Regions from separate parts of the Homo sapiens genome. Here region 2 is linked to region 1. A link is a contact called in ENCODE Hi-C or POLR2A ChIA-PET data. All regions are on one chromosome and are shown on one strand. The core of a region is the stretch at or near the end of the contact, and the rest is flanking DNA. Distances in the headings are between cores, read along the strand shown.

Evidence for each region. A loop is a pair of places that touch in the nucleus more often than their neighbours do. ChIA-PET counts read pairs that join two places held with the same protein, here RNA polymerase II (POLR2A). Pooled maps may share reads with other maps.
Region 2: a map of psoas muscle shows a loop between it and region 1 (2.7-fold over the local background). The contact joins two enhancer-like sites. A Hi-C loop is called at or near these places in 2 of 168 maps with a recorded cell type or tissue (PC-3 and psoas muscle) and 1 of 50 pooled maps. POLR2A ChIA-PET finds 5 or more read pairs at or near these places in 2 of 52 experiments (GM12878 and OCI-LY7).

The regions. Positions count from the first base shown.
Region 1 is chr9:106,703,760-106,709,659 of GRCh38, reverse strand. No RefSeq gene overlaps it. Among named protein-coding and RNA genes, the nearest start is that of LINC01505, 91 kb to the right of the region's middle. Within about 2 kb of position 1,723, at least 5 of the 41 ENCODE cell types and tissues checked have a DNase peak (open chromatin) inside an H3K27ac peak, as active enhancers do; they include psoas muscle, where a contact is called at or near this core.
Region 2 is chr9:106,751,327-106,757,544 of GRCh38, reverse strand. No RefSeq gene overlaps it. Among named protein-coding and RNA genes, the nearest start is that of ZNF462, 110 kb to the left of the region's middle. RefSeq lists an enhancer at 4,180-4,389. Within about 2 kb of position 1,709, at least 6 of the 41 ENCODE cell types and tissues checked have a DNase peak (open chromatin) inside an H3K27ac peak, as active enhancers do; they include psoas muscle, where a contact is called at or near this core.

The sequences.
Region 1 (5,900 bases), core at 474-2,973:
TTTTTCATATTGTTTTGCAAAAGTTCTTTATATGTAAAGAATATTACTTCTTTGCCTTCTAGCTTGCATATATTTCTCCCATTTTTGATTGCCTTTCCATTGCTATAAGCAGCGTATAGTACAGTGATCATAAATAAAGACACTAGTGACTCTCTGGGATCACAGAACAATAGCTGTGTATCCTTAGGTAGATTACTTAATATCTTTGTTCATGTCTTTCCTTATCTATAGTTCTATCTTCCCAATATGTACTCTGCTTGGAATAATGCCTGGCGTATCATGTGCACTCAATTAATATTAACAAATTTTATTAATCAGAATTTTATTTTCAAATATCCTGTGTTATATTGTGTCAAGATTTTAATAGTTGTTATATTTTTAGGGAACGTTAGGGGTGGGAGAATTGAAAGAACTTAAAGAATACCTGTGTCAATGTCATTAGCACTTCATGATAGCTTTGTAAAGAACAAAGAATGCTTCTATTCCAGGTTTGATTTACACCCAAAATAAATGTGGGTGCATAGAAAGTGAGGTAACAATATACTTGGAATGTGCTGGTCATCAAACACATAGGTTGTTGCACTTATTTAATTGTTCCATTTTAAATGACAGATAATGTTCCAATGACCTTTTTCTATAAGGATCTCAGGATATCCCACAGGTCTTTAAGCCTCATCTTTTCCATCCAGGAACTAATCCAAGTTGGTCTCTCACTTAAAGGGGAAGAAACTGAGGAGCTGCCAGTCAGCCATCAACCATGAAAAAGCTCGGGATAATTTCACTTGAGATCGGAGACCCCACCAGCTGAAAATAAAGCAAATTATGTTCCAAATCTGGTTTTGAAATGAAGAGTGAAGAACCTACAATTTGAAAATAATCACATCCACTGTATCTTCATCCTCCAGATGAGGACTCTCTTACATTTTAGTTAGTCAGTGTGTAATGTTTCTTTTATTTCTGTTCTCAAAGTCTTGACATCACTAAAAATAACTGACTCAATTACACTTGTGCATAAGCAGCTGGAAAACTACCAACATGTTCCCAATGTCTAAACCGTGTAAACAGAGACACCAGAGGCAGGGTAGGGGGTGGGGAGGAAAGAAAAAAAGGAAAAGAAAGTAAAGAAAGCAAAATTATTTTGAAAATAGAATTATGCAAAAGCAGCTTCCAGGGAAGATAGTATGATGTTTATACCTTTTCTTTGCTCCCAGTGGCACACTGCAGTCCATACACCAACTGGGTCCCGGAAGCAAACCAGGTGGAAAAAAGGATCAAGAAACTTTATAAACACCTTGCAAATCAACGTGCTCGGCCAATACACATTCCATTGCTCATCATGGGAAAATGTTGGCAGCTGTCTCTGGTCAGATGTCCCAGGGTTTTGGGGGCCTCAATCTAGAACTTGAGGACTAACAGGGAAAATTGAAACAGAATCCTGGCTGGTCTGCAACCCCGAAATACAACCACAAACCCCCTCAATTTCCAAAGACCAATCTTTTGTGGTGGCTCTTAGCTCAGAATGCACAATTACAAAAATGAAATGTTCCAAATGTCCTGTACACCCACAACATTCTTTCTTTTATTTACTGTCTCGGGTAGAAGAATATACTTTATCTCCTCGTGTCCTTTTGCCAGGAAAGCGAAGCAGGTTTGGCCAGCAGAAAACTTGATCATCTTTATTCCTTCCTTCATGTTACCAGGAGATGAAGGAAAAGGTCACAGCAGCTGTGCAGCTCAGCTGATTCACCCTGGGTCGGGCTACATGTTATCTACACTTCTCAAGGGGAGAACCTTGCTTGCGATAAAAGTAGGTCATCAGGCAGTGAAAAGAGAATGTGACTTCGCCAAAGAAATGAGAAGGGAGAGCGGGGTCAAACCCAGGGCCTTGGTGCTTCTGAAACGTTGACCAGAGAGGGCGAGATGAGCATTGCTGTGTGACCTCTCTCTCTCCATCTCTTGCTCTCCCAGTCTCCATTTTGCTCTCATTTTAACTAATACATGAAGTGCCTGGAGAAGCCAAAGAATCCATGAAGGGACCCTGCAAGGACAGTGGCAAAGAGCTTTCTTTTTTTTCCACACAAAGTCAGGCCAAAGGGGGATGGTTTAAGTTGCTTCCAGCAGGACTTAGGTTCAGCATGAGGAAAATATCTCGGAGTGAGATGAGCCTCTGGAATGCATTACTAAGGGAGTTGATGGAATCCACTTCAGAGATCTCTGAGGACACCATGGAATGCTAATCTTTTCTTAATGGCTAATATTTTGGTGTAGAGGAGGAGACATGGATGAACTTTCAAGTTCCTTTCACTCCTGAGATTTGAACATACACTGGCAGAAGAATGAGATATCAGTTGTCCTGTGACATCTGCAACATCCAAATCCTGCTTCTTCTAGGTCACCTGAGGCCCTTGGGGTACCTTCCGCACCCTCCAATTGCCCCCACCTCCACCTCTGACACTGGTGATTAGGTTTAGTTCCTGAGGGTATAGATCTGGTGGTGTGTGTGGGTGGGGGGGTGGAGGTTATTGGATGGAGAAGAATCATATATATATATTTAAAAAAAAAAAACAAGAATAACAAGTACCAGAAAGTGAGTTCAGGCCAAGATTTTTGGGAAGTGCTGAAATTTAAGTGGGGGAAATGACAATAATCTATGAAATATTCCGAGAGGTAGGAACTATACCAGAAGTGAAAAACAGAGCCAAGGCCCCCAAGCTAGGTAGGAGGAAGATAAAAACAGAGTATATGAGGGAATAGGATTTTTTACTTACGGGATTCTTGACACTCACAGTGTCAAGACAGGTAAGAGTCACAAGTCAAAAGAGTTGTGAAGGGAGGCCAGGTGTGGTGGCTCACGCCTATAATCCTAGTACTTTGGGAAGCTGAGGTGGGAGGATCACCTGAGGTCAGGAGTTCAAGACCAGCCTGGCTAACATGGGGACACCCCATTTCTACTAAAAATACAAAAAATTAGCAGGGTGTGGTGGCGTGCCTGTAATCTCACCTACTTGGGAGGCTGAGGCAGGAGGATCACTTGAACCCAGGAGATGGAGGTTGCAGTGAGGCAAGATTGAGCCATTGCACTCCAGTTTGGACAACAAGAGCAAAATTCCATCTCAAAAAAAAAAAAAAAAGTTGTGAAGGGAGTAAATGAATGAATAAAAAATTCATAAGATTTGTTATTAATATAATTTAACATTCTGGAATTTATAAATGAACATAAGATTGACTTCAAGGGTGTCTTTTTATGAATTATATCACTCTTAGACCCATGTGCTTTCTCTAATGAAACCTAGTGGGTGGAGAATTGGGATAAACTTACATTTGCTCTTGAAGGTGTTTCATACAGGTGAACGGGGTCACATGTTTGAGAGTCATGGGGTGGTACTCATCTGCAGATGAATATGACTGTGAAGATCATCCTCTGGAGAGTAGACGATTGGATGAGTTGGTCAGGCCACTTGAAGGTCCATACCTTAGTGTTAAGACATCCTCACTGGTGCATCTTCATTGTGACAATATTTTCATATGCAGAGGATCAGCACTTGCTTCCTTTACTTTTTTCCTCCAGAGCAACTTTATTGCATAAGCATGCTCCTTTCTATTGACTCATTTTGTAGAAACAACCCATATATTTATATGCCAGGACATGGGTTACAGATTTTACCTCCATAGAGACTCATCGACACATTTCTTTCAGTTTGTGAGTTTTGAGCTAACAAGCAAAGAGGAGCTCACAAGCAAAGGTAAACCTTTCTTTTATGCTTCACAGTGACATTCATTCCATGCTGTCTTTTGTACCATGACCTAGGATGTGGAATATGGAGTCAAAGATGCGTAAGACAAGGTTCTTGACCTCAGAGCAATCCATTCAGGATACCCATTAGTCTGCATCAGGCTTCTGTGTCATGGAACCCACACAGAGAGGAGGAAAGGGATGAAGCCACCAATGATGAGCACCATGACTTCTGGCATCACATTTTGTTTGACTGAGAACCCTAATTTAATGAGAGAATGTAATCAAGGAAGGTTAGCAGAAGTCATAGCCTTTGGAGAAGATTGCTTAACATACAGTCCATTGGTTCTTCCCACAGGAGAGAATGGTAAAGACAGCTGAGTTAGAAAATTTTAACAGGATGCTGCTATAAAGACACATGCACATGTATGTTTATTGCAGCACTATTCACAATAGCAAAGACTTGGAACCAACCCAAATGTCCAACAATGATAGACTGGATTAAGAAAATGTGGCACATATACACCATGGAATACTATGCAGCCATAAAAAAGGATGAGTTCATGTCCTTTGTAGGGACATGGATGAAGCTGGAAACCATCATTCTCAGCAAATTATCGCAAGGACAAAAAACCAGACACTGCATGTTCTCACTCATAGGTGGGAATTGAACAATGAGAACACTTGGACACAGGAAGAGGAACATCACACACTGGGGCCTGTTGTGAGGTGGGGGGAGGGGGCGATAGAATTAGGAGATATACCTAATGTAAATGATGTAAATGACGAGTTAATGGGTGCAGCACACCAACATGGCACATGTATACATATGTAACAAACTTGCACATTGTGCACATGTACCCTAGAACTTAAAGTATAATAAATATATATATATATATGAAAATTTTAACAGGTATACCTGAAACTCCTTTATTCTCTAAGATGAGGAACAAGGAGAATTAAATTAGTTGAAACCACAGCAACCAAGGTGCTCCAATCCTCTAGACAAATATTTAACACTTTGGTTTTCTTCCTTGATGCCTCTCATCAGAATATTTTTAAAGCAAGAGGTCCTGAGATTTCTCTGCTCCCTGGGGGTGGGTGGAGTGACTCTTATTGTTCAATGTCAGGGATGATGCTAATCACCCAGGTCTGGGAGTTGTTGGACTGGTGGGAATTGTCTGAATCTTGCCACTGACTTTTCTAGGAAGGAATTTTGGCCTTGATGATTTTGGCTGTAAAAAGTCCGTAAGATAACCTTCCCCTCCCTCCTCCCATTTTCATCTCCTCTGGGGCAGAGGAAAACCCCAGACACCAGCTTTCTGGTAACATAAGAAGCTTCCCATAACAATGGACTATAAATTACAATAAGCAAGGCTCTTCTCTTTCTCTTCCCCTTTGTTTCGCTCCCCTAGCAATATTGTAAGAGTCTACACAATCTCATAAGGGACTTGGCTGGCAATCAGTTGAAGATACTATTCCTTTGGCAGCAGTTCCAAGTGACTAAACTAATGTATTCCTTCTTGCTTAGTTTCTGCAAAATTGCATTATGGTTCTTTGCAGCTAGGGGCTGGAAGAAGAAACCAAAGCATAGAGAAAGCTGGGGCACAAACTGACAAAGCCACTCAACCAAGCAGTGTGATTTCACCAGCTTTAAGTCACAGGGCTGTACACGTGTAGCAGAATTGCTGTTTTTTGGGGGGTGTGGCTTCCTGAGGTCCAGAGTCTCTGGTTGACCAAGAAGCAGCTGGGGCTGTGATGAGTCTCTACGGAGGTAAAATCTCTAGGCTGACTTCGTTTTCTTTGTGTGGCATGTCCTCCTTTAACTTTGTCTTTGATCTTGCTGAATCTGGCTGCGTTTGAGACTGGATGATATGCTTTGCACAAATGTTTCTGGAAACGAAGACCACTGACTAGCTTGCCCAAGTAAACCAGAGAAACAATACTAATTGGGAAAGTCTTTTCCTGCTTACTTGGAGCCATGTGAAATGAACTTTCTTAACTCCAACACTAGCTACCTGTGTGACCTAGGGCAAATTGTTAGCTTTTCTGCCTTATTCTCCGTATTCCTCATTTGTAAGGGGATTGGGGAGGCAAATACTCTCTGTACTATTTTGTTTCTCACTTAGAATGAGCCTATGAAACAAAGCCTTAGTTTCTCTAGATT
Region 2 (6,218 bases), core at 460-2,959, 48 kb before region 1:
ATGAGACCAATCAATTAATCCTGCTTCAGAGCTACAGGAATGGGGTGTTTTCCAGCCTCTGAATAGGAGATGGGCCCATAACAGAGATTTTTCCAGCCGTATTTCACAAGGACCATTTAGCCTGGCATCTAGAGCAATGGTGGGCAGAGGTGCCACTTGGTTGGCACCATATTCTTACAGCCTGGCCAGTTCCCCAGGTGCAAAAGAATGGCTTCTACCCCAAAGGCAAACCATAAATGTGATTCTTCTTTGTATAGTCTTTTCCTTCCATTCTCATTTCCTTCAATCCCAGGTTTCTGTATGAAAGAGTTAATAAGGTAGAGGATGATTCACCTGCATGGAAACTGATATGTACATTAAAAAAGGAGCTGCCATTTCCTTCCTGATCAAGTGTGATGTAGTTCCTTTGAAAGCCTCCTCTCTCACCTTGAGGAAGTTCTTACAGATCTCAGCATCCATAGATCTGTGTCCAGCACACAGTAACACTCAGAGAATAATGGATGAAGTGGATTAAAATAGAAATGAAATGAAAATTTAGAAAGAATGGAGGCGAGGGAAGGATTTTTTCCTATTTTTTCATGACCAAGTATTGAATATTATTATTTTAAGAATTAATATATTTTAAAAATCTTCACATTAAAAGATAAATGGGGCTGGGCATGGTGGCTCATGCCTGTAATCCCAGGACCTTGGGAGGCCGAGGAGGGCAGATCACTTGAGGCTAGGAGTTCGAGACCAGCCTGTCCAACATCGTGAAACCCCATCTCTACTAAAAATACAAAAAGTAGCTGGGCATCGTGGCAGGTGCCTGTAATCTCAGCTACTTGGGAGGGTAAGGCAGGAGAATTGCTTGAACTTGGGAGGTGGAGGTTGTAGTGAGCCGAGATCTCGCCACTACACTTCAGCCTGGGTGATAGAGCAAGACTTTGTCTCAAAAAAAAGAAAATTAATAAATAAAGACAAATGGTTAGTCCATAAATGGAAGGTAACAGATTAAAAGTGGTCAATGCCCGTGGACGAACATATTTACTCTGGCACACGAATTGGTGTTGAGAGAAATTTATGTTCTTCCTTCATTGTGAAATTAGTGGAGGGTATTTATCCACCTCAGCACAGATATTTGCCAGAAGTTGTCTCAAGACCTCAAGCACAACTTGTTTAGACATTTTCCAGTTGTAATTTTTTTCTAGGCTGTTAAAAATATTGACTTTGACAGCTTTAAAATGATGGCCTCAGAATTGGAATAATTTACATTCTGGAATTAAGATAATTCAAGCATTTCTGCTGGCAAGGAACAAGGGTAGGAACCAGTTATATAAATCCCAGATTTGTGGGAGACTGAACCATTAGCATAGATTCGTCGTCTGTGGATATTCAGAGCAGTCACCTTCCCATGTAAATGAATCTTTATGTCTCTTCCAGGCAGGCCCAGATTCTGAGCTATTTTCGTAACTTCTTTCGGATCAGGTGATCTGGAAGAGGGTGGGCGAAGGCGTCAGACTCAGGCCACACTCATGTTGCCGGCCTCTTGGTGTTCTGCAAGAGACACAGAAAGCCTGAGGAAAAATTCTAGCCACTGTCTGGCTGTTGTGTGTTTACCTTAGACGTTCTCTCCTTTAACTCCTGAGTCTCAGTCCCAGAGAGTCAACATAGAAGGCATTCAGAACAGCTCAGTGGTCCTGGACCTGACCCAGCTCTCTCTGCCAGATTCCAAACACACCTGCTAAACAGATTCTTTTCTCCCAGCGCTCTGCTGACATTTCAGCTGGAACCAAAGTCACTCTCTTAGTCCACAGCATTCCTCTGACTGCTAACGGGACCATTTGTCCTCTCCATTCCTTAGGAGTTTCTCTTTGACTCTGACTGGAAACACCTAAGTCAAAAGAAAACTTGGTCCAAACCCCGAGGCTATGGCTGGGAAATAATGGAGTGGTAATCATATTCAATAGGAAACAATGAAAGCAACAGCTTCCCTCAAATGGATTCGTCCTCATCCTTGGTACTAGGTACACTTGTGCTTGTCACATTTTGTCATCCTCGAGTGGCTCTGAGGTGTCATCCAGATTTCACAAGTGAAAAAAAGATTAGAAAAACTAAAGAATTTCCCCAGAGGCACCTGACTGGTGACTAGGTCAGATGGACCCCAAGCCCATGGTTTGGATATTTCAGCTGTCACCTCTAGCAAAGATGTAGATGACTATCCCTGTGGAAATCAAGAGGTGGAAGAGACACTGGAGATGACAAGGGCTTCTCCCAAATACGTATCATGTGCATGAGTGTAAGTTCAAATCAGTCACGGCATCATGGTCATTTGGAATTCTGTGATTGGAAGATATATTAAAGCCCTTCTAAATCAAATCTTTAACGCTCAAAGCCTGACACCCTTAAGCATATGGCAGATTATTAACCGGGGATGATTTTGACCCTCTGGGAACATTTGGTGATGTCTGAAGGTATTTTCAGTTGTCACAACTTGGGCCGGACGCCTGTGGGTAGTAGAGACCAGGGATGCAGCTAAAACTCCTGCAGTGCTCAGGACAGCCACACCCCACCCCATTCCCTTCAGCACAAAACAGAATTATCTGAATCAGATCATGTCAGTAGTGTTGAAGTTGAGAAACCCTGAAAAATGGAAAGGCAAGATGAGAGAAACATGGACACTGGAGATCATCTGGATCAAGCCCCTCAATGTTATTAAAAAAAGAGACCCAAAATGGTGAAGTCACTAACCCTTGGTCACATGGCAAGATTTTGGTAGAGTTGGAGTTGAACTACACTGGACATGAGCATATGAATAGCTATATTAATAAATATCTATAATAATATGAACAATCACAATTGCAATGCATTAATAGAAAAATGTAAAAAGAAAAATATTGACAGTTATTATCACCAGGGATAGTCACATTTACTCTGCATATGTAGGTACAACAAGTATGACAGGAAGATACTGCCCATATATAATTCCTGTTTAAAAAAAACTTTTTTTTTTTGAGCAACAAGAGAGGAATGAACCAGCTTAAAATCTCACAGCTCATAAGAACCTGGAATTGAACTCTTTTCTCTTAAATCAAAGGCCTTTGGGATGACCAGCAGGGCCTTGGTTCTTTCCATGACTGAAAGGGCATTAAAAAGAGAAAGTTTATACCCATATACATGAAAACCGCAGGATATTCAAACATCTTTTGTAGTATCACAGTCATCTGCATTTGATATATCTTTTGAGTCTATTGCTATGAAGGATGTTGCATTTACTCCTGCAGGCTCTGCTATTGGGTATATAAATCGCTCTAAAATTTCTGGAGGATAATTAAGCACTATGTATGAGGAGCCACCCTTTGATACAGTGATTTTACTTGTTGGAATCTGTCCTAAGAAAACAATTAGAGTTGCAGATAGATTTATGCACAGATATTATGATAATAATAATAGCTGGGATTTATCGAGCTCACACCATATGCCAGAGTCTGTTTTAAGTGCTTTCCATGCATCATCTTATTTGCTCCTCATAACACTATGAGGTAAGTATTATTCTCATCCCCATTTATACATGGGAAGCTGAGGCTTAGAGAGTCTCAGTAATTTGGCCAAGGTTACTTGGCTACTATATTATAAAGGGAATTCAAGGCCAGGCAAACTGATTCACAGGGTTTCTTCATTTTAATTGCTATACAATACCAACTGATAGCAGTAAATTACACATTTATCAGGAAACATTGGAAAGAATCTGATGTCTAACATGAGTGCACTTGGTTAGGGGAGTTATGGCCTGTTTCCTCTTTTGGTATCTTGGCCTAAAGTAAACCTGGACTATGTCTTCCTTGGGTAGAAAAGGATGGCAGATCTGCTTGGAGGCTTTGCAGATAGTTCATATTTGTGCAGTCTGTCATTTAATAGAGCTTAACTCTGGTCACAGGAAGGAGAATGCAGCAGACCGGAACTCAGACAGACCTCAGTTTGAATCCTGGCTTGGCCACATCCTAGAAGCTCAGCCTTTGATAAGGCACATTTTCTTCACCAAACCTCACTTTCCACATCATTAAAATGGGGAAGTCACATCCACCTGGTGGAGTGGCTGCATGAAACCCTTGACTTGCAGAAGTGCTCAATGACGCACAGTGGGTGCTCACTATGAGTTAGGTGACTAGAAATAGGCAGAGATGGAGCCCTGCATTGGTGACCTGAGAAGGAAGGCTTGCTGCTGTCTGAGGGAAGGGGATTCCCAGCTGTGCTTGGGGAAGAGGAAGTCAGCGAAAGCCACTTAAGAACGTTGAATTCTTGTGGACAAGTCCTGTAAACAGCTTTAGAACAATGTAAATAGGATAACTGACAAGTCCTGTGAACAGCTTTAAAACAATGTAAATAGGATAACTGACAACAAGTCCTGTGAACAGCTTTAGAAAAATGTAAATAGGATAACTGGCTGTGAAAATTAACACAAACAGGAAAAACAGACTCTGAGAAATCCAGAGACCTGAATGCCTATGGGAGAGGGCTCTTTCTTCTGTAGAAGCCCAGGCAGGGTCTTATGGCCCCCCATCTGGGTGAGCACTTGAGGTGCAGAAGCTTGGAGAAGAACGAGTAATCAAGGAGCTGCCCCAGCCTCAGATCAGACCTACTGGACCCTAACTCTGGAGAATAAAACTGGGGATGTCACTGCAGTGACTGGATGCACATTTCTTGGTCAGCCCCCAGAATAATCCCTGCTTCAGAGGTGACTCAGCTTGGGAAAGGCCAGCGTTGATGGCCCCTTATCACAAGTGTTTGACTCACAGAGTGTGACAGCTGGAGGGGGCCTTGGAGTTAAATCATCTCAGCCAGCCCCTCCATTTGAGAGACAAGAGAGACTCAGAGAGGAGAAGGGACTTGTCTGATGTCCACAGAGTTACTAAGCAGCGGTGCTAGAACCCCAGCCCATGCACTGCTGACTCAGAATCCAGAAGAGATTTTTCTTCCCCTAGCACCTTAATGCTGTTTATTTGTAATCGTTGGTGATCTATTCATTGAATTATGTGTCCTTGCTCATGCATTTAGAGAGCTTATGCACATTTTGTACACCCAAAGCATGTATGGTGAAAGCACAGAAGTATATATCCATTCTGTCAACAAATGTTGTCAACTCTTATCCAATAATGTCTCTTGAATCCATTTCCATCTCTCTGGTTCAGACTTATCACCTTGCTTCTGGATCCTTGTAAATGTCTAGCTGATTGTCTTATCTTCAGTAACTGCTTCTCTTCTGAGACATTTTTCAACCCTGCAGACAGAATCATTTTTTAAGGAAATATTTCCATGGTTCCATTGCTTACTGGACAAAAATAAACTTCTTAGGAAGACATTCAAGGCCTTTTATGATCTGAGCCCATCCTCCCTTACCAGGCTTTTGCCTGGTAATCTAATGCTTTTGCCTACCCATGCATGACACGCATACCTACAGAAGCCACTTCAGGACTCTGTGCTCTTTTTCACAGTGTTCCCTCTTCCTAAAAGGCCTGTCTCCCATACTACAGCCCTGGAACTTTTGCTCATCCCTTAAGCACAGCTCAACCATCACCTTCTTTATGAAGCCCTTCATCATGCCTCTCCAGGCAAAACCCATCACCCTCTCTGCTCTGTTTCTCCAGTGTTCTGCACACGCTTGCATTACAGCTCTCCTATTGGATTGAGATGAGTTATTTATTTGCCTGCCTGCATCACCAAGGAGGCTGCGAGTGAGCGTTTTCACAGCAGCGACTATGTCTATCACATTCACTCGCAAGTCCTAGCATAGGGCCTGACACAGAATAGGTGTTCAATAATGTTTTATGAGTTAATGAATGCATAAATTATTGAATTAACACACATAAAATTATTTATTGCTTGTAAGTTGCCCCATCAAGCAAATAGCTAGATAGATGTTTACCAAACCTGGAGGGTATATTTGGCATGGTCTGAATTAAATTACAGCTTATGTAGGACAGAGAAATGTGCATGGATAGAGAAAACATGAGTGATTTAAATATAGCCCCAAATAAAAATCCTAAGAGAAGACATGTTGAATTGCAGGCGTGGAATAGAAGTGGGAGCTGCTTCTCATGTGGGCAACTTTACATCTCATACTCTAGGGTGAGTAGTGGCAGGTGTTTATTTGGATAATGAAGATGTGATAATTTCCAAATGCAGAACCAGGGAGCCCAGCTAGAATGCAATAATTTTTTTAAGTGAACCTGATGAACGCT